2 separate regions of the Homo sapiens genome follow, and region 2 is linked to region 1. The links are chromatin loops, found by intact Hi-C in ENCODE. Cell type or tissue: GM12878. All regions are shown on one strand. Links, peaks and the distances in the headings refer to the core of each region. The heading gives the core; the rest is flanking DNA.

Region 1 (15,752 bases), core at 6,028-11,027:
GTAGTTTGGTGCGACCAGAATAAATGTTTTTCTGTGCTAAGGATGGGCAGACTGGCTGGGATCAGATGATAAAAGCCCACATAGTTCTATTTTCCATGATGACTAGAATCATGCCTTTTATTCCATCTTGCTCTTAACTTATGGGTCCCAATCCAACTCTGGCTCTACCCCTCTTCCTCCTACACCATTTGTTTTACCATGTATAGCAGACTGAATAGTTCTATGTCCGCTCAGAACCTCTGAATATGACATTATTTGGAAACAGTATTTCTAGGCATTATCAAATTAAGATAACACCACACTAGATGAGGGTGGGTCTTAAATCTAATGACTGGTGTCCTTACAAGAGGATGACAGGCCATTTTGAGACACAGAGAACACCTTTTGAAGATGGAGGCAGAGACTGGACTAATGCATCTAAAAGCCAATGATCACCAGGAATGGCCACAGCCACCAGAAACTGGGAGAGGCAAGGAAGGATCCACCCCTGGAAGCTCTGTGGGGACCATGACCCTGCTAACAGCTGGATTTTGGACGTCTGGCCCCAAGAACTGTGTGAAAATAAATTTCTGTTGTTTTAAGTCACCAATTTTGTGGTAATTTGTTCCAGCAGCCCTAGAAAACTAATACAACACCACCTATGATTTCTATACTCATTTTTTTGCTCTAACGAGAATGCAGGTCCCTCAGATGGCAGAGTCTAGGTCTTATTTCTCTCTGGGTTTTCCTTGGCAGAGTGCTTTGACAAGAGACATTTATTATAGATTTGCTTCAATAAAAGCATTGATAATTAGCTTTAATTTGAAATCACTTCACAACAAATTGGAAATTTATAACAAACACGGAAGTGTGAATGGAAGAGATGAATAATTATATGCTATTTACTACTACTATTGTTTCTGCCACATAATAGATCCCCTCTCCCGTTAACTTCAAGTTCTCACTCAATTATTTGGGTCAATTCATATTCTTTAGAAAGAGCTTGCATCTTTATTCAACACATTTAAGCTTCATCTGAGGGAGTGAACCAATTAAACAAAAAACTAAGTAAAATAAAAACAATTCTGAAAGTGCCAGTAAACAGGAAATTATTAAAAATTACTTGGATAATGGATATTTAGAAGAATGTAATTTTATTTTAATTTACTGGCAGAGAACTAATTGTTCAATTATTAGAATACACAAAAGGAAAGATAATGTGGATTTTGTTTTATGAAGTATTTGTGTGTGTGTGTGTGTGTGTGTGTGAATTTCTCAGGGCAGAGTTCTGTGACTAAGACCTTCATTTTATTGCATTTTTACCTTGCCATTTATTTTTAAAATCTCTCTCTGTTACTTAGGCTGAAAAAAGCTTTTGAAGATAAACTATCCCCCAATAAAAAGAATCTTGTTCTTATTATATAAAGTGGTATTAATTTAAAATGAGGAAAGTGAGATTAATTTATCAAAGCAACTGAAATGTGGGAATGTAAAACAAGGAATTAAATATATCATTTTTGCCCATTGTTCACATTGTATTATATATGTGATTGCACATAAAAACAAAGAAGTGAAGGAAAACACTCCTGACTTTTATTAGAGACTTTACAGTCCTACATTAAATGTTTTGCATGGAACCTTCTCTTCAGCGGGGATTGCAATTGTCACTTCTGAATTATTGCAGACTCCACTTTGGTGGGTCTCAGATTAATGAGGACTGACTGCATATGTAAAATGGGAAGGTCATATGCGGACAGTGTTTTCTTGATTCTTTCCTAATAAGTCATTCCCAGATGGTGAGTTACACCCCAGAGACTGAAGTTTTTCAAGTTTGTTAATTTTTTTCCATCTTACTTCCTGCTGATCGATATGGCTACCAAAAGCAGCTTTCTGCAATGAATGCAATTTAGCTAATGAGGAAGTAGGCAGCACTTCTCTTTGAATTATGGATCGTGTGCTTCTCCATATGTCACTTTCATTGGAGGAACTGAAAGGAGGATTCATATTATTGTTTTATTTTAACCAGAATGGCTAAAGTTGTTGGCTGTCTATACTGAGTGGCTCTTTGTGTGGGTGAGTAAATACTCTTTGAAAGTGGAAACTTCCTGACAATAAAATGTTACTGGCCAATGGCAGTCAGTAAGTGAAGGTCTGGTCCAGTCTCTTTTTTAAATTTTTATTTCTATTTTTTTGATTGCCTGTGCACCAGGTGTTTTTGATCTTGAAAGGTGACAGAGATTCTCTGCTTGACCAAACAGTAGCCAGTCTCCTGTGAGCCATCTTCTCAACTAGACCTCAACTTTAACCTATAAAGATTTGAACAGACACTAACGTAGTTTTTAATAGCTCAACCAAATCCAAGGGATGACTTTAGCCCACTTGAAAGTGCCTGCCTGAGAAAGCTCAAGGTTGCCAGAAGAATTTACTGCTTGTTCCAGCCAACATGTGAAGAGAGGCCCCCTGTCACCCAGTCTCTGTGAGAATCTAGAAGCCTAAATTCCATAAGCACCAGTTAGCAAACCCAAATGGGTGTTACACGGACCAACCCCCACTACACACTTTTTGTAATTTTTCAGTTCTCTGGCTCGACTGAGCTCTGCTCACCCACTTCCCTGCACCCTTATTCTCCCTTTGAAACATCCAGTCACCTCTGTTACAAATCAAAGTTGAGTCCAGTTCATGATGAACCCTTTCCCTAATGCAATGGTTATTATGGATTAAAATCCATCTGCACCACTTTAACCAGTGCCTAGCTTTGTTTATCTTTGACAGAGGTCATGTTTTATTTTTTATTTTTTTTTATTTTTTAAATAGTGGGAGAGGTTGGTAATAACCAAAGTCTCCATCAGCTCTGGCATCTTTTGTTTCAATAATGTGATGGTTACTTTTGTAAGCCAGCTTCACTGGGCTAAGGAATGCTCAGATGGCTGGTAATACATCATTTCTTGGTGTTTCTGTGAAGGTCTTTCCATAAGAGATTAGCATTTGAATCAGTGGACCCAGTAAAAACGATTTGCCCTCACTAATGTGGGTGGGCATCATCCAATCTGTTGAGGGCTCAGACAGAACAGAAAGGTGGAGGAAGGCTTTTTATGCTTGAGCTGGGACATACATCTTCTCCTGCGTTTGGACAACAGAGCTCCTGGTTCTCAGGACTTTGGATTTGGACCAAGACCAGGATTTGCAACATTGGCTCCCCTGGTTCTCAGGCCATTGGACTTCGATTGAATTACACCACCAGGGTTCCTGGGTCTCCAGCTTGCACACAAAAGACGATGGGACTTCTTAGCCTCCATAATCCCATGAGCCATTCTCTCATAAGAAGTCTCCCTCTCTCTCTCTCTCTTTCACCCATTGATTCCTTTTTTTTTTTCTCCAGGGAACCCTGACTAATACAAATATAATAATTGCCAGTGGGATACTCTGGAAAATAATGGTTAGCCTTCTGTGAAATTTGATGCCTATCATCTGTTCCCTGAAACTTCCCCTACGTACTTAGAGAAAGAGAGTTTGCCCACATGAGTCTTTCTCATGCAAATAAAGAAAACCCTACTTTGTTTATTTCCATCACCCCATTGAATAGCTTTCTTGCGCTACCTCAGTTTCTCCAAGGTCTTAGGGGGCAGAAAACAGAAACCTTTGGCAAAGGTCAAAGACAGAATGAAACACTAGCTTTATCGATGAATTCTTCTTGAAAGTCAAATTATGTGGTGGAGTTTCTTTCTCCAACTCTCCAGAGGAAAAATCAGTATACACAGGTGTATTAGTCCATTTTCACAATGCTGACAAAGACATACTCAAGACTGGGCAACTAACAAAAGAAAGAGGTTTATTGGACTCACATTTCTACATGGCTGGGGAAGCCTCACAATCAGGGTGGAAGATGAAAGTCATGACTCATATGGCGGCAGACAAGAGAAGAGGAGAGCTTATGCAGGAAAACTCCCCTGTTTAAAACCGTCAGATCTTGTGAGAGTCATCCACTATCACAAGAACAGCTCAGGAAAGCCACAATTCAATCACCTCCCACTGGGTTCCTCTCATGACACATGGGAATTGTGGGGGTTTCAATTCAAGATGCGATTTGGGTGGGGACACAGCCCAACCATATCAACAGGGGGCTCATAGTTTATTGGTATGGTAGGAAGCAGTAGATATATCCCTTGTGTAGCTCAGGTTTTCTCAAATCACATCAGCCTCAAAATTAAAACAAAAACAAAATATGTTTAATTAGATGACATTCTCTGTTGGTGGGGTTTTGGAGAACAAGCATCCTCATACTGCTGGCATAAATTCAAAATGGTACAATACCTATAGAGGGAAAGTTGGCATTATATTTTTAAAAATCCATGCATATTCATTCTTTGTCCTGACATACTTCTAAGTAAATATCCCAAGGGCAAACTGATTAGAAAAACCCCACAAAATCTAAAAGATGTACACACACTGTTGTGCATTATAGCATGATTTAAAGTGACATAGGAGAGGCGGAGTCACCAACTGGCATGGCTAATTGACCAGCTGGGCAAAAGGCATCAAGGCTACAGTTCACATTAGGAGCTGGAGGAATCACAAGGAAATTGGCTGATCAATTTGCAATTATGAATGGATGAGCGCTGTTCCAACCACCCAGAAGTGAAGGATTGGGTCATATCTTTCAGTCCTGCTGGTAAGCCACCTTGGCCTGCTGAATAGATGTCAAAGGGGCAGACCATAAGTACCAGATGCAGCCTGAGCCCAATGACAACATAGGGGCTTTAGCTTGTTCTTCTAATGTCCTCTTTCCAGTTTCCCCTCAGAAACAGGAGCCAACAGGACCATGAAGGGGCTGCTGCTGTAGTGTGCATGGCTGGAGTGTTCTGCCTGGTGCAAGGTATTGACTGATGGCAGCCTGGGGTGGTGCTACTCAAACATTCCCACTTGCTCCTCTGGCTTCCTTTGCCCTGCTTCCGTATACACAAGTAAAGAGGCCCCCTGACTTTCACATCTGACTTCCGACTAATTGCCTATTACTCACTTCAGCTGTTCATTATCATTTTGTAATGCATCAATGGTCCTTAGCAAGAGCCATCTGTTATGGACTGAATTGTGCCCCACCAACAAAACTCATATGTTGAAGCCCTAGCCTCTCATGTGACCATAGGAGATAGAATCTTTAAGGACATAATTAAGGTTAAGTGAAGTCATGAATTAGGCCTTAATCCAATAGGTCTGCTGTGATGATAAGCAAAGGGACAAATACCATAGCTCTCTCTCCATGTGCTCTCAGAGGAAAGGCCATGTGAGGACACAGTGAGAAGGCGGCCATCTCCAAGGCAAGGGGGGAGGCCTTAAACGAAATCAACACTGCTGACACCTTGATCTTGAACTTCCAGTCCCCAGAACTGTGATCAAATGGTTTTCTGTTGTTTAATCCACCCAGTCTGTGGTATTGTATTATGGTACCCTAGCAGGTTAACCCATTATTCAATCCTCTTAACATTACAGCTACTATTTTCTCCAGATATCTTAAATGCCAGATATGCCTCTGTATTTGATGTATTCTTTTCCACTGAAGTAGCCTCCCAGCTTGCCTTCAACAAATGTTGTAACGATTAGACTACCATCTTCTGTGAAACCTCGCTCTCTTCCACCTTTTACCAGGAATGGGGTCCCCCTCCAGCCAGGCAGTGGGTCATCCAGTTCCAAAACCCCTCTCATTGACCACTTTATCCTACCATATCTGTCTTGACAGTTGTAAGATGGATTTTTTGGAGTCAGGTGCTGACATGGCTGTAAGATATTTATTAGGAATCAACATGTATCATAGGAAGCAGGATTGGTTAAAGGAAGAAGTGAATTTCAATGCAGGCAAAATGAACATCAGAAAACATGGTGGGGAGCTCTGAAGCTAGTACTTCCCGTCAGATGATCCTGTGTTGGGCCAAAATGGCCAGGCCTTTCTACTCCTACCTTGCTCAGTCTCCAGAGATGGGCTGCCCTGGACAGGACGTGACTGCAGCTGGGGCAGCTCTCTGCATCTTCACAGATCCTGAAGGGTTATCAGCTAGAGGCCGTCTGCTGAATACATCTCTACAGCTGAGCAGTAATCCTTCCTTGCTGGGGACATGAGTTTCACATAATCATATTTACTTCTGTAAAAACCTGCAACAAAAGTCATTCTTAGTAATGGAATGTTTAAAAGCATTCTTTTCTGTGATGAGGAGAAGTTTCTCCTTCTGATCCCTTCTATTTGACATAATATTAAAGTGGCTTGCTAGTGTAGTATGGCAAGGAAAAAAAGAAGGAAAAGAAATAAGGATGATAAAAGAAGAAACAAAACTGTCATTATTTACAGATAATTTTTCTGTTATTTTTAACAATATTGTTGCAAACTATTTCAACATGGCCCCACCAATACCATCTCATATGCTGCTTTCCATGTACCTGAGACTCCTCCCACTGAGAGAGATCATCTTGCTCCCTCTCCTTTAAGCTGGGAGGGAATGAATGACTGCCCAGATCAATGGAATTCAGGAGAAGTAATGTTATGGTTCACTCTCTTTTCACTCTCTCTCTTTCAGAACACTCACTTTTGGAACCTGGCCACCATGTTGGAAGGAATCCCAGAGCACATGAGGAGGCCTTTTGGGGGTGTTCCAGCTGACAGCCTTAGCTAAGGTCTTAGCTAATAGTCAGCATCAACTGCTGGCAAGTGAACAAGGCTTCAGATGATTCCAGCCCTCAGCTTTCCAGCTGAAAACATTGTAAAGCAAATACAGCCATTTCCACTTTGCCCTGTCTGAATTCCTGACCCACAGAAGCCATGAGAGATAACAAATGATTACTAGTGCTTTAAGCCACCGGGTTTGGGAATCATTTCTTATGTATCAATAGATTACAGCAAATGTCAAAAAACTATAGATAAAGTTAGGATGATAATTCAGCACAGTTGCTAGATACAAAAGTCAATATTGAAATCAATTCTATTTCTATATACTGGCAACATACAGAAGTCAAATTTAAAATTTACAATAGTATAAAAATATAATTATCTAAGAACAAATATAACAAAATCATATGAGTCCTTCAAAGAGATAATCACAGAACTCAATTAAAATATACTGAAAAAGACCCCAAAAAGGAGATATGCAAGATATATATTACACTCATGGATTCACAGAATTAATATTGTGTAGATACCAATTACCTCAAAATTGATGTACTATATTGTACCAACCAAATCACAATCACTTAGTAATGTGTTGAGCTGATTTTAGAGTTCATAAGAGAATTGAGAAGTCTAAGAATAGCCATGGCCTTCTGGAAGAACAAGGTGAGTAGTTGGTCTCCAGATTATAAAGATAAAGGACTATAACAGAGTTACTGGTGCAAGGACAGAAACATTAGCAAATGGAGCACAGCAGAAAGCCTGGACACTGGCCTGCATAGATATTGAAGCTTTAGATACAGCAGATGTGGTATTGTAGCCACATGTGATGATGTGAACTGATGGATTTTTCCACGAATGTCATAGAACAATTTGGTATCCATATTGAACAAAAAATGAAATTAAATCCTCCTACAGAGAAACCAATTCCTGGTGGATTAAGAACTATATGTGAAAGGTTTAAAAACACAGATTTTAAAAACAAGATAGAAAAATATTTATAAACTCAGTGTAGAAAAGGGTTTTTTTTTCTTCTTAAAAATAGTCTAAAACCCATGACCCAACTAAGATTGGTCAATGTGACTGCATTAAAATTACGAATTGTATTCATCAAAAGAATCTCTATAGCTTACAGATGAAATAATACCCTGTGACTTGCTTCAGAACAATTTAGTGGAGCCAGTGGAGAGGGAAAGGTGTATATCTGACTCAAAGGGAGCCTGAGATGGTGGTCATTGTGACGAGGCAATGTTCATAATAGCAAAAACTGGAAATAACCAAAATGCCCATGAATAGTAGAATAGACCAAAAAAATGGCGTATTCACACAATGTAACCATAGAGCAGTCAAAATGAACCACAGTTATGTGCATCAGTATGAGTGGTTCTCATCTGGAGAACAAGAAACAAACCACAGGTAATCTATTCACTAAGATTCAAAAACAGAGAAAACTAAATGACATTTGTTGAGAGATTTATACATGGTTGGTAAAATGATGGTTACAACATTGTATGTAGTGGTTATCTCAAAGAAGGCACAAAGATAGAGACAAAGGGGCTTCTACATTACTTACCAAATTATATTTCTTTTCTTTTTTGAGACAAAGTCTCACTCTGCTGCCCAGGCTGAGCGCAGTGGTGCCATAACCACTCACTGCAGTCTTGACCTTGTGGGCTCAATCGATCCTCCCATCTCAGTCTCCCAGGTAGCTGGGACTACGGATCAACGCCACCACTCCTTGCTAATGTTTTAATCTTTTGTGGAGAGGAGGTTTTGCCACGTTGCCTAGGCTACTCTCCAACTCCTGGAATCAAATGATCCATCTGCCCCCGCCTCCCAAAGTGCTGGGATTGCAGTCATGAGTCACCACACCCGGCCAAAATTCTATTTCTTAGTGGTAGTTTCATACATGTTTCCTTCATTTAAAAATTTTATATTGTATATATATTTTAATATATTTTTCTGCATATAAAATAAAACTCACAATAGAAAAGAAAAACAGCAATAGATGTAGCTATTATGACAAAGCTCAAGAAGAATAATGCCTGCTATTTCATGTGTAGTATTTCTAATTCAAATTTATGAATTAGTTTGCCTTTATTATTAATTATTTTTAAATGAATTAGCTGCCTTTCTTTGGGCTTGCTTTAAAAATGAAGAATCACCACTATCGTTCTCTGATTCATTCATTGGTCTGCATATTTTCTGGACTGTTCTTGTTTGAGGCATGTTACTACATATTGGGGGCACAGAGATAGATAAGACTCAGGCCTTGCTCTAAAAGAGTCTGCATTTCAGTACGTGAGTGTGGTTAGTGGGAGCGAAGGATTAGTTGAATAACTTATTGCCCAGAGCAATGGTTCTCAGACTTGAGCATGCAGCAGAATCACCAGATGGGTTGGCAGAACACAGATTACCGGGCCCCACCCCCAGAGTATCTGATTCAGGAGAGCAAGGATAGGGCCTGAGAATCTGCATGTCTCACAATTCCCCAGTGATGCAGATGTTGCTGATCCAGAGGACCCTGCTTTGAGAATCACTGCTTTAGAACATTTGTATGATCTGAAAAGTATTCCTTAATTTAATGACTTCTCTCTTCTCAGATAGTTTTTTTTTGTTGTTGAAAAAAACTAAACAGAAAAAGAAATGTATCAACCCCCTATTCATGTAAGCAGGTTAAAATATAGTATTTTATTACTCTTCACATAACTTTTCTTTTGTTTGGTTTTAGATCTTATGCTTTCTTGATACAACTAAAGCTAGAGAGACATGGAAGTGGGGAGATGACGTGTCCATGCCTAAACTGGGCATCAGGAAAGGGGGGTATGCTTTAGCTGTTACTAGATCAGGCAGGGATTCAGAGCTGAAGCTGCTCCTCAGGGGAAAAGAGGTCAGACCCTCGGTGAGTTGTGTGGAATTACTTGCCCAGTGGTAGCTGGAGGGGCCCAGATTCAAGAGGCTATTGAAAGGCAACTCAGGATTGAGGCATCATCCCATTGGAGATAGTGGTTGTTAAAAATTTAGACAGATTCAAGAGGTAAAGATGAAGAAGATCAGCTAAAATGATCAAAAAGTTACTGGAATATGTTCATTTTTTAAAAAGTGAAAATGACAGTGGTTTATTTGGTTTCCAAACAAGAGGTTCAGAGGTGGCCAGTCCCGGCCCAGGGAATATGCTGGATGGTGCCGTCAAGGGCTCACCATCCTCAGTTGGTGACTATTTTCATGATCCCTGGAAGGCTGCTGTCCCTCCAGACACTTCTGTATTCCAGGAAGGAAGAAAAAAAAGACAGCAATGCATGAAAGGGTTCACAAGCTGTCAGGAAAGTAAAAGCTTTCCTGGAAGTTGCAGCCAGAATTTGTCTGCTTGTACCACGTGACTAACATTTCTCCATGTCCCCCAGTGCACAACGTGTATGTATATTAAATCATCTCATTGTACACTTTGAAAGCATACGATTTGTCAGTTAAACATCTTAAAGTAAAACAAAGACAAAACAAAAACCAGAAATGTAAAAGAATATTTCTGCTTGAATCTCACTGACTGGAACCATGCCACATGACCACCTGAGGGTGGAAAGAAGATAAGGGAGGTGGAATTGGATATGGGATTGGCTAGCCAGTGTCTGCCACACCAAGGAGAGACCCTGTTAGTTCCAGTCTTCCAAATGTTAGTCTTTGCCAGTTTTTTGGGACACACAATTTATTCCAGCAGAGATTTCTCTTGATAGAGTTTAATGTGAAACCATGCATTTCTCTCGGCAAGGCAGGCAAATTACTCCCTCTCTTGGAGACTCATTCTGGCTTGTTTCATAGGATGGTAATTTAGGTGCTGTCTTTGGAAACAGACTTCGTTGGTTTGAATCCTGGCTCCTCTTATTAGTTGTGTGACTTTGGGCAAGTTACTTTCTCCCAGTGTCTGCATTTCTTCATCCATAAAAGAAGAATTAAAAGTGGTTCTCACCTTATCAGAGTATTATAGGAGTTAACACAACAGCTAATATAGCGCATGTGAAACAGAACAGTGCCCAGTCCAGACTAAGCCCTGGATAAATGGATAAATGTTAGCAATTACTCTTCAAAGGTTAGAAATTTACGTGGTCCCAACCTTTCTCACCTGGTTTATGTAAAATGCCTCTCATTTCCTTCATACTAATTGAAAACTTATTTTTCATTTTCCTTCAAGTTTCTTGTTTCTGGAAGCCTAGAGTTGCACCCAGTGTGCATTTCTCAAGTGACACGGTTGCTAATCTCTGTTAGGCATTCCTGTCCTGACAGTCAGTTCATTGCCATGAATCTCCACGTTTTTGGTGAGACCTGTGACATCCACTTCCTAGGAAGGATGCTGCTACCTTAGACCTAACTTTTTTCAGCCTGAGACTTGAAACTTGCCCCAGCAGATTCCCAAACTGAAGCTATTGATGTTTCTGAAGCACGTGCTTCTAGCAACCCTGAAAGCTCTGGTACCTCTGCCCTGTGTTCCTCAAGAAACAGTCTTTCCTTGGCTTTTAAATGTTCCATGCTCAAAATAGCATTTCTATTTGCTAAATTTCCTTTTTCTGTTCCAATATTATTTTGGGAAGGCTCAGCTGGGTTTCCTAACCCCTTATTATTCTCTGGCAGGTCACTTTCCTTCTCTAACACACATGGGCCTAGCCTTGTTTGTTGGGTTTCTGTATCTCCTTTCCTTTCACTATCCCACTGGCTTCTGGCCCAGATATTTATTTCACTAATATTCTCCTCTAGAGAACCTCTTGTGGGGTTCCCACAGTGAGAGATATGGAATGAACCAGCCTTGGGCCTGAAAAGAACACACTTCCAGAGCTGAATAATCCAATCCAGTAAGCACTCAACCATGAGATCAATATCTAACCCAGACTTGGCTTTGCTTTATTATTTTCTGGTCCAGTTCCCCTTTAAGATATTTCAAACTTTCTGTGCCTACCTGTTTTAGTCCATTTTCATACTGCTATGAAGAAATATCAAAGACTGGGTAATTTATAAAGAAAAAGAGGTTTAATAAACTCACAGTTCCACATGGCTGGGTAGGCCTCATAGTCATGGCAGAAGGTGAAGGAGGAGCAAAGGCACGTCTTACATGGTGGCAGGCAAGTGTGTGCAGGGGAGCTGCCCTTTATAAGACCATCAGATCTTGTGAGGCTGGAATAAGTTACTCACTATCATGAGAACAGCATGGGAAAACCTGCCCTCATGATTCAATTACCTCCCACTGGGTCCCTCCCATGACACATGGGGATTATGGGAGCTATAATTCAAGATGAGATTTGGGTGGGGACACAGACAAACCATATCATCACCTGTTTTTCTTTAATTCTATAAATTCATCAATCATATTCATTCAGGCACAGATAATATCACCATGCTTATTTCAATAATTGGGCCCTTGAAGCATACCTAGTAAGTCTTAATCAAACTAATAAAGTTTCAGTCAGTCTTTACCATTCTTCACCATGAGATGATGCTAGTCTATGGAATATAAGCCCCTTCCCTCCAGCAAGCATCAGTCCCCCACGTTTTTGGGTTAAACTACTTGGAAAAAATTCATTGTCTTTCTTTCACATAAACACAGTAAGTACTCCTAGGGTTGATTGTAATGTGACCTTTCAGACTGAAATGTCATCATAACAATTCAAGTAAATGCTTGGTTATTTGCCAGCCACTCTATGTAGTAGAAAATCTATTTGATATGCTTTTAAAAGCAAATCTTCACATAAGAACAAAATGTTCCTGGTATGTTCAAATCACTTGCTATAAATTCTGGAGGACATTTGAGTGCAATTGCATTAAATGTAACACTGAACTCTCAGATTAAAATATTCAGGAGGGCAGCAAACTTATACATTAGTATACTTTTTATTTTTCAGGGAAAATAGTAATTGCATTCATAAGAAAAGAGATAGATATGAATGTAGACATTGACACCAGTGAATTCCAGGGCAAGTTGACCACAGTGTTATTTACCATTTGAAGTAATCTTGAAACCCATCAAGAGAAAATATGTTGCAAAAACTTTGTATTGTTTCTGTTTTTATGTAAGGGCTTTTACCATAAAAAAAAATCTAGTTAAAGATTTTAAAAATAATAAAATCATTTAAAAAACACATGACATATCTTTAAATGCTTATAATTAAGATTTTAAAGTAAGCATTTGGGCCAGGCATGCTGGCTCATGACTGTAACCCCAGCACTTTGGGAAGGGGAGGTGGGTGGAACACTTGAGGTCAGGAGTTCGAGACCAGCCTGGCCAACATGGTGAAAACACATCTCTACTAAAAACACAAAAATCAGCTGGGCGTGGTGGTGTGTGCCTGTGATCCTGGCTACTCGGGAGACTGAGGTGAGAGAATCACTTGAACCCAGGAGGCAGAGGTTACAGTAAGCTGAGATTGCACCATTGCACTCCAGCCTGGGAGACAGAGCGAGACTCTGTCTCAAAAAATAAATAAATAAATAAAATAAAAATAAATAAAGTAAGAATTCATTCTATTGTTATGACAAATTGTATACACCCTAAATTGTTAACAATATTTTGTATGCATACCTATTCCAGCTACCTACCATTAATAAATAGGCTGTTCAAGGTCAAGGATCAAGTCAAAGTTATCTATGTATTTCCAAAAGTAAAATTATATTGACATCTAGCAAGGTACTCAGTATTTTTAAAAATAGAATACATCTATTACACCATGAGTTAAATTTTAAAAAATTCGGCATTCCCTAAAAACAAAAAAACAAAACAACAACAACAACAACAAAAACCCAACTGTTGACCTTGTTAGTCTAGGGAGGGTGCAGTAGAAGAAAAATTTAGATTAACAATCTCCTGCAAAATTTAAAAGATTTTGAATTCATATTATTAGTGTCAGAGCTGACCAACACTTAATTTATAAAAAATAAATACACTATGCATGACCCAATTTTATTTAAAAAGTAAAATATTATTTTTGACTGAGAAAATAAAACAATTTTCTTTGCTGGATACCCTATTTTATCAAATCTAATACAAAAACCTTTTACTGAATATACTTTGTTTTCATAAACTTCTTCACCATATTTTTCATAGTTGTTCCTGTGAAATAGTTGTTAGTAAATACAAAGTGATTTTATTAATTCTAACATTTATTTTTCTTTCCAAACAGAAGGAAAGAAAATAATTACTTGTATGAAATACTTGGCATAATGGCTCCACTCATTTATTTATTCCATTAATACTGAGTGCCGCCCAGGTGTCAGGCAATGATACAGGTACCGGGGACACAGAAGGAACAAAGTGGACTGAAATCCTTCACTCTTGGAGTTTATTTTATAGTTGTAGTCTAGACAGACCAAAATTAAAAAAAAAATCAGTACATCTTACAAGTCTGTTAAAAGGTCATAAGTATTATGTAAAAAATAAATTAGGGAAGGAAGATGGTAAGTACTGAATACTGATAATGTATGTGTGCGGGGGCACTGCAATTTTAGATAGGAGGATCACAAACGCTTTTCTGAAAGGGTGACATTTGAGCAATCACTTGGTGATGTATAGGAGGGAGACATGGGTGTCCAGAATCATGTCAGGTGGCCAGAATGGTAAAGACCTTATACTAAAATATTCCATGTATAATTTATGTTTGCAAAAACAGTCTACTAGGAATCCTACCTGTAGTACTGACACGGAAAGGCTATGAGACCTTCTCAAAGACCCTTTCTCTCTCTTGCTCTCACTTTCTTTATCTGTAATATACGGGGTTGAGCTTCATTGGTTCTCAGCCAGTGTGGTCCGAATGATTCTCAGCCAGTCTGAGGGCATATAGGAATGCTAGAGAGTATTTCTGGTTGCCCCGATGTTTGGAGGAATACATCTGACATTTAATGGGTGAGGCCCAGGAAAAGTAAACCTCTTGTAATGCATAAGACAGCCCAGTATAACAAAGGCTTGTCCTGCTGAAAATGTGAATGGGGCCTCTGTTGAGAACACTGGGCTAGGTCATCAGGAAGTTCCCATCTGGAGCTAATGGTGAACGTTGCCGAGCCTACGCGAACAGGGAACGCTCACTCCCCATTCCCGTGTTTCCAGGTGGCAGAACATCCACTAAAGTAACCTGCAGGCCTCTCTCCACTCTCTCCATCTTTCTTCCACTTTTCTGTTTGGTGCATTCAGGGCTTAACTCTTTCTAGTCTTCTTCCTTTGTACATCAGCTTTTTATTGCTGTGTAACAAAATATTACAAACCTAGTGGAGGAAAACAATACCCATTTATTAGCTCACAGCTCTGTAGGTCAGAAGTCTGGCATGGTGTGATTGGGTTCTCTGTTCACGGCATCCCAAGACTGACATCAAAGTGTTGGCTAGGCTGATGTCCGGTCTGGGGGCTCTGGAAAACATCTGCATCCAAGCTCATTGTTTGCATTGGCAGGATTCAGTTCCTTGTCACTGTGTACTAAGGTTTTCCAGTTGCTCAATGGATGTCCACCAGTGGCAGTCTCAGCACTTAAAGGCAGCCCACATTCCTTGAGACTAGGTCCCCTCCAGCTTTAAGGCAGCCAGAGCATGCTTCCAATCGCTGACTTCTTCATCTCTGACCTTTAGCCCAGTTTTAAAGGGCTCATGTGATTAGGCCAGGCCTACCTGGATAATCTCCCTCATAATAAGGTCAACTGGTTTTGGACCTAAATTATATTTGCAAAATTCCTTCAGAGAAACACCTAGATTAGTATTTGATTGAATAACTGAGAAAATGGATATGTTGTTCACCAGAGGCCAAGAATTTGAGGGGTGATCTTAGAACTCTGCCTACCACATATCTGAAGCAAATTTGCTGGCCTATATATTCCCTGCTTCCTTATGCAGTAAATTTTACAAGGGCGGGTTCCCTTGTAGTGGTCCTGTAGTTTTAAAACCTTTCCAGTAACTGACAAGACTAGCGTATTTCTGGGGTTGTAGAATGAGCTGTAGCTCATATGATTTTGCATTTAAGCCAAGACCTCTAACTTAGCTTTAACCAGCAATAAAGTTTACATGAAGATGTCCATTGGTCTGATTCCTCTATCCATCGTTTAATTACTTCTCAACACAATTAGGAAAAAAGGGGTGTTATTTATTAACCCTTGAAATACAGTGA
Region 2 (15,752 bases), core at 4,619-9,618, 190 kb before region 1:
TGTTCATCTCTTCACCACCCTCAATTTAGTGAAGTAATATTTGCAGCTGGACGTTGGCCATAGTGGGAGTACTTACACCACAGAAATTGGCACATGCTACAAATCGGGGTTTAGTTTATTGCTTTGTGGACACATTAGACTTAAGAAGATAATGGAGGAAATGTTAATAAAGCAGATTTAACTTAACAGTATGCTGTGTCAATATCTATAACATTGCGAATAGCACAAAATAGGACATATTCTTCCAATATTGAAAAGTATTATCTGATTCAACAAAGAAGCTGCCCACATCTCTGAAGAACAAGTAAAGTCCTCATATTTCTTTGTTGTTCCACTTTTGTTTTACTCATTAATACAAAGGAAAATAGCAGCAATATTGATGTTAGAACTATACTAATTTGTCAGTTGCAACCATAGATTTGCTAAAGATATGAGAGTTCAGCAAAAATCAATGAAATCATTCTATGAGAAGGAACTGACTATATGGAATTTATAATGAAGAGTACTGCATATTTCATTATTATTTGTAAATTATGTACTATACAACTTTTATACCAGTAACATTTATAATAAAGTTGTGTGTGTATATATGTGTGTGTGTGTATATATATATATATATATATATATATATATATACACGCATTTTTTTTTCTAGAGAATTGTTCAACATTTACTAAAATTTGCCAGAACACCACTGGCTAACCCACCTTAAAGCATTGCCATTTATAATGTCTGTGGTAGAACGAACTCAGCTTGGGGGTCAAATATAGCTAGTACATGGCACACCTAGGATGAAACTCTGGGCTTCTGGCCTGACAATGATTTTACTGCTCTGATCCACATGCTTCTTATCTTTCAAGTGGGAACAGTATTAGTGTCTTAGTTGTACTGTGAGAGTGAGTGCACAATATAAGTTAATGCTACTATCCTTTCAAGAATAGCAACACAAAAGAAACAAAAATCCCATAGAACTTCCTCACCTCCCTCTCTTTCCTCCCCTCCCCATCCCAATGCATACATATATAAATTAAGAAACCTCCTTATCCCTTGCTTAATATGCTAATGTCTTCAATATTTGTTTATCTGTTCTCTAAGTTCAACTCTCCAGCATCTATTGTTTATAGCTGGAGATATAAAACTGGAGATGATCCAAGTTCAATCTTCCTTTTATCTTCTCCCCCAAAAGAATATTTGTTAATAGGATTGATGTGTGCAAAAGGGGAGAAAAAAATTCCAAAATCCCCTTACGAACTACCATGTGATATGTAACTGTAAGGTATGGATTTCTCACCAGTGGGACTATGAGCTGCTCATTGGAAATTTCTACTTCTGTCATTTTCTGTACTAGACACTTGGTAGTTATGCAAAACTCTCTGGTAAATTAAATGGCAATGAAATAATAGTCAATTTTTGCTCAGAACATTAAAAATAAAGGCTTTAGCTAGTGATCCATGAGCCAAGCCAGACTTTTGAAGCTTATGGTTTGATTTTCAGTATCTCTACTGTTATTTTGTTTTATTTGTACCATATAGCCAGAAAAGACTGAAAAAGACGGAAAAAGAGTTTGTTACTTCTTTGGCAGGCTCATTTTGTGGTTCCAACTCTGCGCTTTTCTACTATGAGTGTAATCAGGAGAGAAAAAACAGCTTTGTTTGCTTTTGTTTTTGATTTTCATCCTGGGCTGTAGGGAAAGATGTGGAGGCATGTTCCTTACATCTGAATCACTAGTGTTTTAGTTGGGGAGCAAAGAGGAAATGAGCTTCTACAAAAGAATCAAGATTCTGGAGATGGTTTCTTAAAAAGTTGAACATATGACCCAGTAATACCACTCTTAGGTATCTACCAAAGAGAAATAAAAATGTATGTTCACACAAAGACTTACACACGAACATTCTTAGTAGTATTATCCATAAGAGCCTCAGACGGAAAACAACCCAAATGCCTATAAATTGGTGAGTAGATAGACAAAATGTATACTCATGCAATGGAATATTATTTAGCAATAAAAATGGATAAACTGTTACACGCGCTACATCAACTAACCTCAAAAATATCATGAAAAGTGAAAGAAGCCAGACACAAGAAAATACCTATTGACTGATTTCATTTAGGTGAAATAATCCAGAAAAGGCAAATCTGTAGAGAAAAAAGTAGATTAGTAATTGCCTGGGGAAGTGGGTGGGGGACTGGGATCAACCATAAATGGGTATAAGAAATCTTATTAGGTTGATGGAAATCTTCCGAAACTGATTTATAGTGAGAGTCACACTAGTTGGTGAATTTACTAAAGAATCATTGAATAGTATACTTTAAAATGGGTGAATTATATGACATGTAAAATATGCTGTTTTAGTTTATTCTTGCACTGCTATAAAGAAATACCTTAGACTGGGTAATTTATAAAGAAATGAGGTTTAATTGGCTCACGGTTCTGCAGGCTGTACGGGAAGCATAGCTGCTTCTGCTTCTGGGGAGGCCTCAGGAAACTTACAATCATGGCAGAAAGTGAAGCAGAAGCAGGCACATCTTCCATGGCAGAAGCAGGAGCAGGAAAGAAAGGAGGAAGGTGCTGTACACTTTTAAACAACCATATCTCACAATAACTCACTCAGTCACGGTTATGTTATGAGAACAGCATCAAGGGGATGGTGCTAACTCATTCGTGAGGACTCTGGCCGCTGGATCCAATCACGTCCCACCAGGCCCCACTTCCAGCACTGGGCATTACAACTGGACCTGAGATTTGGGTGAAGACACAGATCCAAACCATATTGTATGCCTAAATAAATTTATATCTAAAAGAAGGTTCAGGAGAAAAGTACATGTTGTCAGCATTCTTTTAGCCTTGATCAATCATCAATGAGTGTCTCAGGCTCTGTCTTTGACCACAGAAAATCAGTGAGTAGCTCTGTGTTCTACACTGCCAGTTGCACAGTTCCGCTGAAACTTGGTAACACATTAGTCCTTCTGGAGCTATACTTGCAGGTAGGCGAACACCCATGGACCAAGTGCTGTAATTCAAGCTAACAATGCCTAGCTATCTCCAAAGGCAATCGCTGGAGCCTTTTCACGCTAAATTAGAGGTAAGCATTGTAATCACCGGCTAGGAAAATAAACTCACTCTGGTTTCAGGAGCTTTGTGTTTTTAAACCGGTCAGACTCCTTGAACTGCTGCCAGCAAACCATGAATATACATCAATGGGAGACAGATGGCGCCTTTGGGACTGTGTTTTGGTAATAATGATGTGGTTAACCTTGTTCGAAATAAAATGAAATGTTTTGAGCTACCATCCCTCCCAAAGCACCTTGGCTGCTCTCTGTGTGGCAATGACTTCACTAATTAAGTGTTGGAATTAGCTTCATTTCTGCAGGAAACATAGGTGTGTTTGTGTGTGCAGGAGGGGTTGGGGTGGAAAAAGAAAAAAAAGGAAAATAAATAAAAGGGAAAGGAAAAGGGACATTCAGTAAATGAATGGGTTGGAATAGATCTCTCTGATCTTCAAAAGACAGAATTAAACAAACAGCAACAAATAGAAAGGCGGTCAGCATGGTGTGCTATGTGATCCACACAGGCTCTCAAGTAGTCTTTCCAGTATCGTGTGGAGCTGGCATTCCTATTTATATTTTACAGATGAAGAAACTGAGGCTAAGGAGGGTAAAAACTCTATCCCAGTCACCAAGAGGTAAGAGGCTGCTACAGGCCAGACTCTTCTGCTTGGCTCAAAGCCCGGGGCGTTTTCCCATAATACTCTGTGTTAATCGCTGGTGGGTTTCAATGGTACAGAAAGAGGGAACCTCAATCACCAACCCCTGTTTTCTTTTCACACAAGAATGTGAGAAATCTGTAGACTGGATAGTCCCTTCCTTTCTCTGCTCTTCACGGCCAAGTGAGAAATTCTGCGCATCAAGAAAAGGGGAGAGAACTGAGCATGCGTCTCCTCTTAGACGCATCCTCCTCCCTTTCCTCAGAGCCTAAGCACTCACATCTCCTCGTTGTGAAAATGAAGGATTTGAATCTGGAAACGGGAAGCTGTGCACTCCAATCACATGATCCGTAGTAGCCGTAACTAACTTCGTTCCCGAGATGCACCATTTTACTAGGAGGCTGTTGCTTCATTTGGAACCCATTGCTTTGTCCTTTTCAGAGAGGTTTTGTCACCCAGAGGATCCATGTCAACACCAATGCCAGAAACCCACCTATCCTAAAGTCACCTCACTCAGGCACTGACTTAACTGTCAAACAATCGTCACTGATTTTATCTAAGCCACTCAGTAGGACTCCCTCTAACCAAACTGTCCCATCCCCTTGCATTTTTCTTTAAAGGTGCCATTCATTCCTCCAAGAGCATGCAGCATCTCATATCCGTAAGGTTTCTCATGCCTAGGCTGCAGGGCTCCCTGACACTTCCAGAGGCAATTTGTTCTTACTCTGCTCTCAAAACCGAGACCCAGTTCTGCCTTCTTTAGCGTGGGGTGCCTGCCTGCACCTGTTCTATGGCTCCTAATTCTCCTGGTGCTCTGTGTTTACTTCTCTTATAATGTTGACAGTACAGTGATGTAACTTCTGGCTTGCTTGACTGCCATTTTACAGATGAAGAAGCTGAGGCTGAGGAGGGTAAAAACTCTACCTCAGGCTGGGCGCGGTGGCTCACACCTGTAATCCCAGCACTTTGGGAGGCTGAGGCAGGCAGATCACAAGGTCAGGAGATCAAGACAATCCTGGCTAACATGGTGAAGCCCCGTCTCTACTAAAAATACAAAAAAAAAAAAAATTAGCCCGGCGTAGTGGTGGGCACCTGTAGTCCCAGCTGCTCAGGAGGCTGAGGCAGGATAATGGCGTGAACCCGGGAGACAGAGCTTGCAGTGAGCCGAGATCATGCCTGGGTGACAGAGCGAGACTCCGTCTCGAAAACAGAAAAACAAGAAACCAAAAAGCCCTACCTCAGTACCTCAGTCACCAAGAGGTAAGTGGCCGCTGCAGGCCAGACACTTCTGTTTGGCTCAAAGCCCAGGACGTTTTTCCACAGTATGTCCTTGAAACGCGATAGAAGTGTCTTCCTGGAGAGGGCAGAATGGTAACAGGACACCTCAGACAGGGGGATTCTTGAGGGCAGGGACTGTATTTTATTTGTCTTCTAATTGCAGCCCCAAGCAGAGTTACCGGAAGATAGCTGACATGTATTAAATGTTTGTGGAATAAGGAATACATGAAGAAGTCTATCATTCAATCAAAGAAAACTAAGTATCATTGGAGGTCTTTCCATTTTGGGGTCCAGTGGGTGTCCTTTGAGTCAAGAGCATGATCTTCAATAGACTTGGGGCCAGAAATGTGACATGTGTCTGAATCCAATCAGATCCAGTTAAGATCCACAAATGCTAGTCACTGGAATCTGCAGCCCTTGAATTAATTCTGTCCTTAGATTTGATAAGCCAATGTCAGATTTATTGTTGTTATTTATTATTCTGTCCCTCCAGGATGACATTAGGAACATACTGTCAAGAAAAGGATGATGCGTGTGCTGCAAAATGCAGGACAATTCACTTTCCAGGTGGGGTCTGGGGCCTGTGGCTTCTCTGTGAACTTTCTTTGTGTGCTGTGGAATATTTTCCAGCTGCAGCCTATTGTCCTGTGATTAGACTCTGGGGCTCCACAGGTAAGAGATGAACAATTCTAAGGGTAATTGAACACTCCACAAATTTTCACAGTGGATCAGCACTGTGCCATTTAGCCCAGGTATTTCTGTGATTGCGATGCTGAGAAAATGTACACCGTTAAGTGGTTGTCAAATCACTCTTTCATCTGAGCAAAACAGGACTTGTTATTTGCAGTCTAGGTCATAAAAGCAAGTGGTTTGGGGAAAATGGCTGCTTAGAGACTAAGAAAAAAGTTTTTGTTTGGAAATTTGAGTTCTTAAAATCCAGGCATCAAAGATTTCAAGGAGTAGAAAATACTTAAAAGTCTTTGCATTCTCTTCCCCTTTATTTGGTAAATACCATATAGATTGTTAGGGGCATAGCCAGCCTGGAACCAGGAGTTATAATGATATTATTCCCATTATACTGATGGAGAAATTGAGGCTTGTGGTCATATAGTTTTAAAGGAGGGACTCTGGGAGGCAAACTTGGGTCACCTGATTTCAAGCCTTATGTTTTCTCCAGACAAGTATGTCACTTTGTTTATTCTTGGGTTCGTTTAAAAATGCAAAAGAAATGTCATGCTCCTTTGAGAGCTTACAATTCATGACGGGATGTGACAGGCTACAACAACTCATGGCTAACTGCAATAACAGGCATGAAAGCCCTGACCAAGGAAAGAAGGTCTTTGCCCAACCTTGGTTGAAACAGTATAGGACAGAAAGGGGGCACCCACACCATCTGGAAGTTTTCACCAGTTCTTTGTCAAGAAAGAACATAATTTTGGTATTAAAACTTGTCATGGTTTGGTGGAAGGAACAACAGTACAAATGCATACCAAATTCATACTATGAAATTTGCCCATTTTGAGTATATAACATTGATTTTTATTATGAAAATATCTTAGTCAGCTTGGGCTGCTATAACCGAATAGCATGGACTGGGTGGTTTGAATAATAAACATTTATTTCTCACAGTTCTGGTGGCTGGAAGTCCAAGATCAGGATGCCAGCATGGTCAAGTTCTTGGTGAGGGCTCCCTTCCTGGCTTACAAACAGCCACTTCCTTACTTGGTAGAGAGAGGGAGCTCTGGCCCCTTCATCCCTTACAAGGACACTAATTTTCTTCAGAGGGGTTTCACCACCATGACCTCATCTGAGCCCATTTATGTCCCAAAGTCCCCACCTCTAAATACTATTGCATTGGGGATTAACTAGGGCTTCGATATGTCAATTTGGGGGAAACACTAATATTCAGTCCATAGCAGTAAATTATACCTTAATAAAGATTTTAAATATTAATTAAAAAATCTGCATTACCTACAGTTCTCATTCCAGAAAATGAGTCTCCCATTACTCAGTTGAGTCATTGATCAGCTTCATGAACTCCTGACTTAACAAATCCCTCTCTAGGTTTTTCGAGATGGATACCTGTGTTGGAGAGGGTTGACAGACCATTCTCTCCAAGATTCAGAGTATGTAAAATCAGAGAAGCAGCCGTCTTATAGGATGCTCTTTTAATAAAGCCTCATACATTTCTCTTTCAACAAATGTTTGTTGAGCATCTCCTCACTGCCTCTGGGTAATACAATACGGTGGCCAGAGTAAGAGCTCTGGAATCTGACTGTCTGGCTTCAAATTTCAGCCACTAACCTTGTAGATATGCAGCCTCTAAAGCTTAGGGAATGCCAGTACATGTTTCTAAGCCTCCAATTCCTCATCAATATATCAGGTGAAGGGCCAGCTTCTACTTCATTGGATAATTGAGAGGATTTAATAAGATGACGCCTGACAAATATTTAAATGAATTAGATGTATAAACAATATCTAAAGTAAGTTTTAGATACTAAGTGTTAACCACACAGGTGATAAAATACTTAAAAGTTTGTGCCCTGAACTGTAGGGACTCCTTGTTTAGAAGGGAAATAGGCAAATAAGCAATTTCAGTTCAGTGTGAAAAGTGCTCAGATAATGAAAAATACATTTGCTACAGAAGGAGAACCCAACCCTAGAAAACCTTCTGTGGAACTCTGAGTCAGGACAGTGATGTCTTCTCTTAAACGGTAAGAAATGTGCATGACTGAAGAAAGATAAGAAGTGTAGACTAGTGAAGAAAGGAAGAAAACATGTTAAATGTTACATGCAGCAAGGTACGTGTTTAACGTGAAACGTGAAACATACATTCCTGTGAAATGATGGTGTCCCAGTGACGGCAACAACCTAGAATTTTCTGAAAAGAACACTTTTCAGTTTCCCCATCTCTAGGTGGAAAAGCAAATAGCCCGAGTGTTTTAGGTTTACACAATCTAAACAATCCAGAGCATGTGAGCTGGAGGAATGCAGATGCTGGAATAGGTAAGCACTAGTGTGCTTTGCTGAACCCTCACCTCAAACCATGTTAAACAGTAGATATTTCATGAAGATAAGCAAGATAACCTCCAGCCATGTTAAACAGTAGATATTCCACAAAGATTAGTGTCCAGTAGTTTTTTGGTTTTTTTTTGAGACGGAGTCTCGCTCTGCTGCCCAGGCGCCATCTCGGCTCACTGCAAGCTCCGCCTCCTGGGTTCACGCCATTCTCCTGCCTCAGCCTCCCGAGTAGCTCGGACTATAGGCGCCCGCCACCACGCCCGGCTAATTTTTTGTATTTTTAATAGAGACGGGGTTTCACCGTGTTAGCCAGGATGGTCTCGATCTCCTGACCTCGTGATCTGCCTGCCTTAGCCTCCCAACGTGCTGGGATTACAGGCGTGAGCCACCGCGCCCGGCCAGTTTTTTTTTTTTTTTTTTTTTTTTTAAACTTATTTGATAGCAAATACAGCAGGTGTATTTCCTGCAGGACTTCTCAGGATGTCTCAGGATCTCTAAGATGCCAAGAAGCATCATGAAACTCAAGAGAGTTTGAGCTGCTTCCCATAGTATTTGGTTATGAAACAACTCATTTTATTCTTTTGCAGAATCTTGATGACTAGCATTTGGAGGAACACACCTTGGGAAATGGTGATTCTGTCCAAACTTTTTGTGTTATGGCTGTGAGAAATAGACTTACAGAAGGAGATGTCCGCCCCACATCTCTAAACTCATGGGTGGAAACTCAGGTTGAACTTAACGTTTTCTCGATTCTGTTTCCCTGATTTCAGAGACAAGAGTCTGGGATGTCTTTCTTGGCAGTTTCCAAGGACAAATTACATAGTTTTACTGGGCAGTAGAATAATAACCATCATGGTATTGTGAATGTGAACCCATCTTTCATTCCCAAAGCTGCAGGCAAGCCAAGATCACAGTAGCATTAGCTCAGAGATGCCTTTGATAGGAAGATCTCTTGCCCATGGTGCTGTAAAGCCATGCAGGATTTTAACAGACCAATCCACCAGGCCCTGTGGATGGCTGGCAAGATTTGAGCCTTGCTGTGACAGGGAAACATTAGCCGATATAATTGAAAGCAGAGCTGTCCGCCACTCTGCAGAGGGAGGTGTTTGGCGTACAAAGGCAGAGAGAGGGGGCAAACATGACAGGCTGACACCACGGGGAGGTTATTTCAACAATTTGTGTTTGCTTTTCTCACTGCCTCTGCCCTGAGCTTGGCCCTTCTGGGCTTGTTGCTCTCTTTCCAACAGACTGGTCCCCTTAGACCCAGTGAGATCATCAATAGACTTTGGAAATAAAGAGTGCCAGATGGTTATTGTACTACAGGCGTGTGCAGGTGCATGTGCTTGTGTGTAAGAGGGAGAGACAGAGAAGGACAGACACAGAGAGATACAGAGAGACAGGGTCAGAAAGATAAAGAGACACAGAGGTAGAGAGAGGCAGAGACAGAGATTAAAACACAGAGAAAGAGAGACAGAGAGAGAGCAACAGAGTGACAGAGACAGACAGGCAGAGATAGAGAGAGGCAGAGAAACAGAGACAGCAGGAAATAGAGAGACAGAGAGTGACAGAGACAGAGGCAGAGATAGACAGGAAGAGACAGAGTCAGAAAGCAGAAACTGGTTCTGTTACCAATCAAACTCCTACTGATGCATCTGAGGCCAATGTAGCTCAAGGCTGAGGGTTCTCATATGGGGAAGGAATTCTCTAGACTAGGGAAGGAAGCCAATGTGTTATGACCTTCTCTGTAGTGGGCACATTCATTTCAACCGTTCTTTTAATTTAACCTTCACAGAAACATTCGTGTGTGGAAATGATTCCCACCTTTAAGGTGTAGAGGCTGAATCTTGGGGGACATCCTTCACTCGTGCACTTTGACTGGTTGGGGGTGGTGCTGGCTTCAAACCCAGGTCTCCCTGGCTGGGGCTCATGCCTTGTCCACTGTGCAGTGTCCGCCTGCCCAGTACAGCTCTGCCTCAGTCCCCATAGAGCTGGGGAAGTGGCCTCAGAACCCTGCACCCCATTGCTGCATCTGTGGAGTGAGGTTTGCTCTGAGAGCAATGATCTGAGCAGCTTTTGTCACCAGGATGCCTGGATTTTAGACAGACAGTTCCTCTCTCCCCTTTTTGTTTCTCATTCATGCTCTCCTTCTCTTGCTTCTTTTTATTTCGTTGACCCACATCAACTCATCTGCCTTTCCTCTGATTCTCTTGAATGTCATTTATTCGCACCAAATTCTTTCTTTCCTGTAAGACAACTGGAGAAAGTCAGCTTCTCCCTCCTCACTTTCCCCTTTCCTTTCTTTTTTGAAATTTAGTTTTTAAGTTTATATTTATAGAATATTTTTATTACAAAATTAACACACGAGAAAATTGAGAAAAGTACAAGAAAAAAACAGGAAAATAAAAATCGTATAATACAAACGATATATTCTGGTTTGTGGCACACATATATGTAAATACTAATTTTTTGGTAAAAAATACATGCATTAGGATATATGCACTATGAGATGTACCTCCATGAAATCATATTTGATGACTGCATTACAGTTTGTAATGTCACTGTCATAACGTGTTTTAACAATTTCCCAAATTCACAGTTGCGGACATGTGTTTTAATGTCTGACATGGAGTGTCATGCCACGTGCTTTATGCTTCACTCCTGGTTCTGCCTTTCACTACCTTTGTGTTCTTTGAGTAGGCTGCTTAATGTCTCCCTACCTCAGTTTCTTCACCTGTAAAACAGGGAGAGATTTTGTGCCACGTTTCATCCATAGACTAGCTCTAGAATCTGGTTCTCATGATACAGCCAGCCTCTGTAAACTTCACCCAAGCAATTTGCTACATCAGCGAGAGGTCAAAGCGGTGTCCAGGGCAGCTTTCCCTTTAAGTCTTTCCAAAAGACTTAAACTTTCCTTTTTCTTTGAAGCTGTTGGCAGGAAACTTGATATCCATAGAGAATGGGTTCATTTTACTTGACGAAAACTGTGAGTTTTACAGACACCTCCCTGAGGGCCAGGAGTAGCTACAGACTGTGGAGGTGGAAGGTGTCCCAGGTGTTGGAACACAATTGCCACCTTTATGCAGAACAGGAAGCACATCCCACACACCTCAAAGCCTGGCCCTGCACCAGGACTTTAGAGCCTCAACAAAATGAGAATTGTCCCTCCCAAACTTGCCCTTTTCTCCCTCTGTTCTGGCATTTGGAGGAAACAATACCTTTAAAAAGCCATTAGCCACATAAGCTTCTGTATGGTTACTTATTTAATATCATTGGCATTGGTTTCTACTTAGTAACATAGAGTACTATGTTAGGTCTGATTCATTGATCCAAACAACATTGCCACTTGGAACCATGACTGGAGCGTAGTGGATACTGTCAAGGCCAGGGAGAGAGAGACAGAGAAGGACGGACACAGAGAGGGACAGAGAGAGACAGGGTCAGAGAGACAGAGCGTCTCTCTGTCTCCTCCTTCTGCTGCTGCAGGGTGATTGCTAACTACTCATGTTTTAATCCTTTTTGGGAGGATTGCCTTTGACTGACAGGAGCCACAGGGCTTGGTGATGTCTGAGAGGTTGGGTTCCCCACTCCCACCCCCACAGGCATTCTGGGCTACAGACTGCCTGAGCCCCTCACCTCTGGGCTTCACAGAGTCTGTGAAATAGCTCAGCTCCAGAACTTACTGAGAAATCAGGCTTAGGTCAGGCCTCCCCATAACACTTCTTCCCCCTTCTGTCTCCCTCTTTCCCCTGCAGGGTTCTGCTGCAAGAGGTCCCCGCATAATTCACTTGCACCAGAATCCAGGTCTCAGACTTTGCTGCTAGTGAGACCGCCACCTCTCACTTGGATAACAGCCTTTTAACTGGCATCCTGTGTAACCCTCTTGGCCTCCTCCAATCTGTTTCCAGAAAGCAGCCTATGGAAGCTTTTCAAAATGTGTACCTGTTTATATTACTCTAATGCCTAAAAACTTGTAACAGCTTCTTGCTCTTGGGACAGTGTCCCCATGGACCTATATGGTCTGGTCTTTAATAATCTTCGAAGGCTTATCTCAATGTTTCTCCCTCACACAAACTCCCTCACTGGCCTTTCATTTCCTTAAAAGGCTTGTTTAGTTAGACTTGTTTTTTTTTTTTCACTCTTTGCTGAAATTCCTAATTGTCCTTCAGATTTCAACTCAAGGCTACATTCAAAACTCAGATGAAATCAACTCATAGTAGTTTGCAAATATTCATTTATGAGATTAGTTACATTTTTCGGTCTGTATTGATGTTAACTTTGTCAAAGTCAGGGTCTGTTTCTCCTTTGCTCTCCAGACTAAGACGGCACCTAGAATGTGGTCCAGCACATTGAGAATAGAGCAGAAGATGAAAGCTGGAGGGGCTGAGGGGCCTTGGAGGCAGAGTTGGGCTCAACTTCTCATTCCCTGGGACGAACTGTGCACAGTAGCCTCTGCTCCTCCTTCTTCAGTGAAGACTGCGATGCCTGTGTTGGGGCTCAGAAACCGATACCCCAAAATATGATGCTTTGTACATGCTGAACTGAAACAGGAGCTTTAAGCTCTTTCAGGCCTCCCCACATCTTACCGTCTCTCCCAAAGTGTAGGATTCTCTGAAAGTCTTTGTCTGCCTAAAGTCCAGACCTACCAATGAAGAAAACAATCACCTCCTGCCCTTTGTCTGAGTTTTCATGAGCTGAACCCATATTGCAGGAAGGAAGGCTAAGATCTGTCAACACACCTGGGCAGACTTTTGTCACAAACCATTGTCTGCTCTGAGGACCCAAAAGAGCTTGTCCCAGATAATTGCCTGTTCTTTAAGGCTATTAAATTCTCCCTGGTAACCATTTACTGTCCTTCAACGGAAGTCCTCTTCTTCCCCCTCCCATGACCTGTATGACCAGCTCCCATGCCCCCATTCTTTCTGTAACCTCAAGATGGTTTATAAACTTCTGCGCCTCATTGAGGGGTTGGGTCTTCATTCTGAGGGCTCCCGTGTCACCTAAAGCTATGGTCAGATACATTTGTATGTGTTTTCTCCAATTAATCTGCCTTTCGTGAGTTGATTTATCGTGAAACTTCAGAGGATGAAGGAGAAATTTTCCCTTTGCACCTATGCCTGCCACCCTCACAGGCTGTGTGAAGGTCCTTCTTCAAAAAATACTGGCTATTCTTGGCACTGACCTGGCCTCGGCTTTCAGGAAGAGAGGGGAGGCAGGCTCCCTTTCCCAAGACATGCTGGCAGCCTGAGAGTCAAGGCCATGGGGTGTTCACAGATGAGGCCCCCTGATATTTACATGTCTTAGGGATCAGAAGTGGGCACAGCTGGGGCAGAGCGAGGAAGTGCTAACACCCACCAGGCATCTGCGAGGGGACGCCCACATCAAGAAAACCTCAGCACAAGGTTGAGTGTTTCAGCAAACCTCGGGGAGATTGCACATTTACTCATGAAGAGACCACATGGTGAGGTCAGCCCCAAAACCAGGCCAATGTCTCTCAAGCCCAACTAGTTTTCAAGACAATGTCTTGCAACTTATAGAGTTTGGGGGGAAGGCAGTGTGAAGTTCAGGGGGGAAGGCAGTGTGAAGGTGAGCATATCAGTAGCTACCCACCATGCTGGCTAATCACTGGGAAATTCTTTTATAAACAGCCACAGTCTCTCTCAAGTTTTCCAAAATTAGAACCTCTCCAAATTTATTTTTTTCAAGGCTTCAGAAATATCCCATAAATCTTTGAAAACGAAAATTTCTTCTCTCTCCTCAGTCCTCACCCAGGGCTTCTGATGCTGCCAGTCAATCCCAAGTCATGCTTGGTGTTTGGGGACCACGGCAGTGCAAAACCTCTGAGGGCCTGGGGAGAAGGAATACCTGCAAGACTAAGAATAATGAAGGGATATAACAGAGGATAGCCTCACTATGCTCCTACTCCAGAAAATTGGATTATTGTCTGCAAAGATTCCTCAGTCTTGTGGACACTGATGAAATATTGTAGACTGGAATTGAATCTGGCTTGTTGTCTGTTTGTTTATTCCTGAGCCTGATAATTTATTTGAACAACTTTGCCTTTCTATAGTACATGATGATCGGCAAGTTACTATGACACGCATTTGTACCCATTGGACTCTGTGACCATTCTGAAGATAAGCTCTTGTCACCCTCCTCATGGAAAAAAATGGAGATTCATGAAAGTCAAAGGACTGGCCCAGGCTCTCACAGGCAAAGCTGGGATTCCAACTTGTGTCTAATGAGCCAGAAGCTCAGAGTCGTTTCCACTCTTTCTGCTCACTCTACACCAAACTCTGGGCTATGTGTTGTGGATTCAAAAATTTTGGAGCCACTGTCTCTCCAAATAGGCTGTGAATTCTAGGAGGGGAAGAGCCAATAAAATTAATTATAGCACTATAGAGGGAGAGGGAAGGCTTATATACCTTTCCCCAAGTCCACTTCATTCCAATTTCCTATCTATCTACACCATCTGAGCATCCTTCTTTCTCATTCATTCAGTCATCAATTTTTAGTCCATCTTTTCATTTATTCATAAATTTGTACATTTCTTCAGCAATTATAACAATAAGCCATTACTTATGAGGTACTTACCACAGCCTGGTCACTGTGCTAGGTAGGCACCACTGCCCTATAGGTGTTGTGATGTCCATCTGCTTGTAGCAGGTAAGCAGGATTGAGGGCGTTTCTCTCATTACACCAAGCCATTTATCTCCAGGCGTATTTGCCAAATGAATAAATGGATGGAGAAATAAATAAGGGCTGTACTGATATTATTTACAGAATGTATGAAAAAGAAACACAAAGGAAGAGATTCCCTGACTTTTTGCCACAGACCAATGGCACCAAATGCCAGTGCTGCTTTACGGAATCAGCATTTCTGGATCCACTTGCATAGCTTAAAGAAAGCTTCTCTTTTGGCCTTCTGTGTCTCTCCTGCTCCTCCTGATGTCTAGCAGTCTTTGGGTAAATATGGTGAGGTCAGCCCCGAAGAGCTCTACAGGTTCTAGGCAGAGTCTGAGTGACTGCTGCCCAGAGCATATTGATTGAAAAGCACATTCAAGTGTCTAAGGTATGTGTCCTCTCTCATAAAGGCTGAGTACTCCAGCTGCCTTCTGCGGGAAGTCATTTAATGATGTTCTGTTCTAGGATAGGTGGCACTCGGTAAGTAGAAGGCTGGAAACCAGAGATAGGTGGGAGAGGAAATATTGCCTTTGCCCCAGATGCTCAGACCAAGAAAGAAAGAAATGAAATGACAGGGGAGGAAAGATCACAATTACAGGCAGCTGTAAGTTTTGCAGATCTTTGCATTATGTGAAAATAAGATGAGGACCCTTGGTGGATAGGCAGTTGATCAATCAGTTAATCTAGACATGTATATGCAATGGTCAGGAACTAGGGGTAAAGCAAATAATTTTAAACATTACAGAACAATTTCAGTAATCTTTGATTCGTGTCTAATATTAATTCATTCTAGCCTCATTACCAAGTAACCAAGATATAGAGGAGAGAAAGGGAAACGAACAAGTGAAAGGGAAAATATTTCAACTGTAGTGTCTGCCAATTAGAAAATGTTCTTTTTAGTCTCAAAGCAACTCTATGACATAGAAGTTACCTTTACTTTTTAGTGAAGCTCACACAGGCAAAAGGATTTTCTCAATTCTCCTTCAGAGGTCACACAGCTATTGGACAATTGGGTAAGGATTCAAATATGTCTTTTTTTGAGGTCTGTCTTTTTATTTAAACACCTAC

What was found. Hi-C counts contacts between places; a loop is a spot of excess contacts. Peaks named below come from ENCODE experiments on the same cell type or tissue, not always from the same donor. Only the 100,000 strongest peaks of a DNase experiment are listed, where the experiment ranks them.
Region 2: it touches region 1 in a loop (2.0-fold over the local background); 1 of 110 quality-filtered maps calls a loop at or near these places.

Annotation. Positions count from the first base shown.
Region 1 is chr4:10,802,185-10,817,936 of GRCh38, forward strand. LINC02498 (long intergenic non-protein coding RNA 2498) reads left to right here. Exons shown (of 4, transcript XR_925377.3): 4 at 6,543-6,753. Among named protein-coding and RNA genes, the nearest start is that of LINC02498, 72 kb to the left of the region's middle. RefSeq lists an enhancer at 3,955-5,154. In GM12878, for the core only: no CTCF peak of the experiment used is centred there; a DNase peak (open chromatin) is centred at 7,927.
Region 2 is chr4:10,616,189-10,631,940 of GRCh38, forward strand. All of the region lies in intron 2 of CLNK (cytokine dependent hematopoietic cell linker), which reads right to left. It overlaps LOC105374480 (a long non-coding RNA gene), which reads left to right and starts at 4,860. Exons shown (of 5, transcript XR_001741593.2): 1 at 4,860-4,964; 2 at 5,146-5,654; 3 at 6,612-6,662; 4 at 8,591-8,731; 5 at 12,317-12,947. In GM12878, for the core only: a CTCF peak has its summit at 6,718; a DNase peak (open chromatin) is centred at 6,763.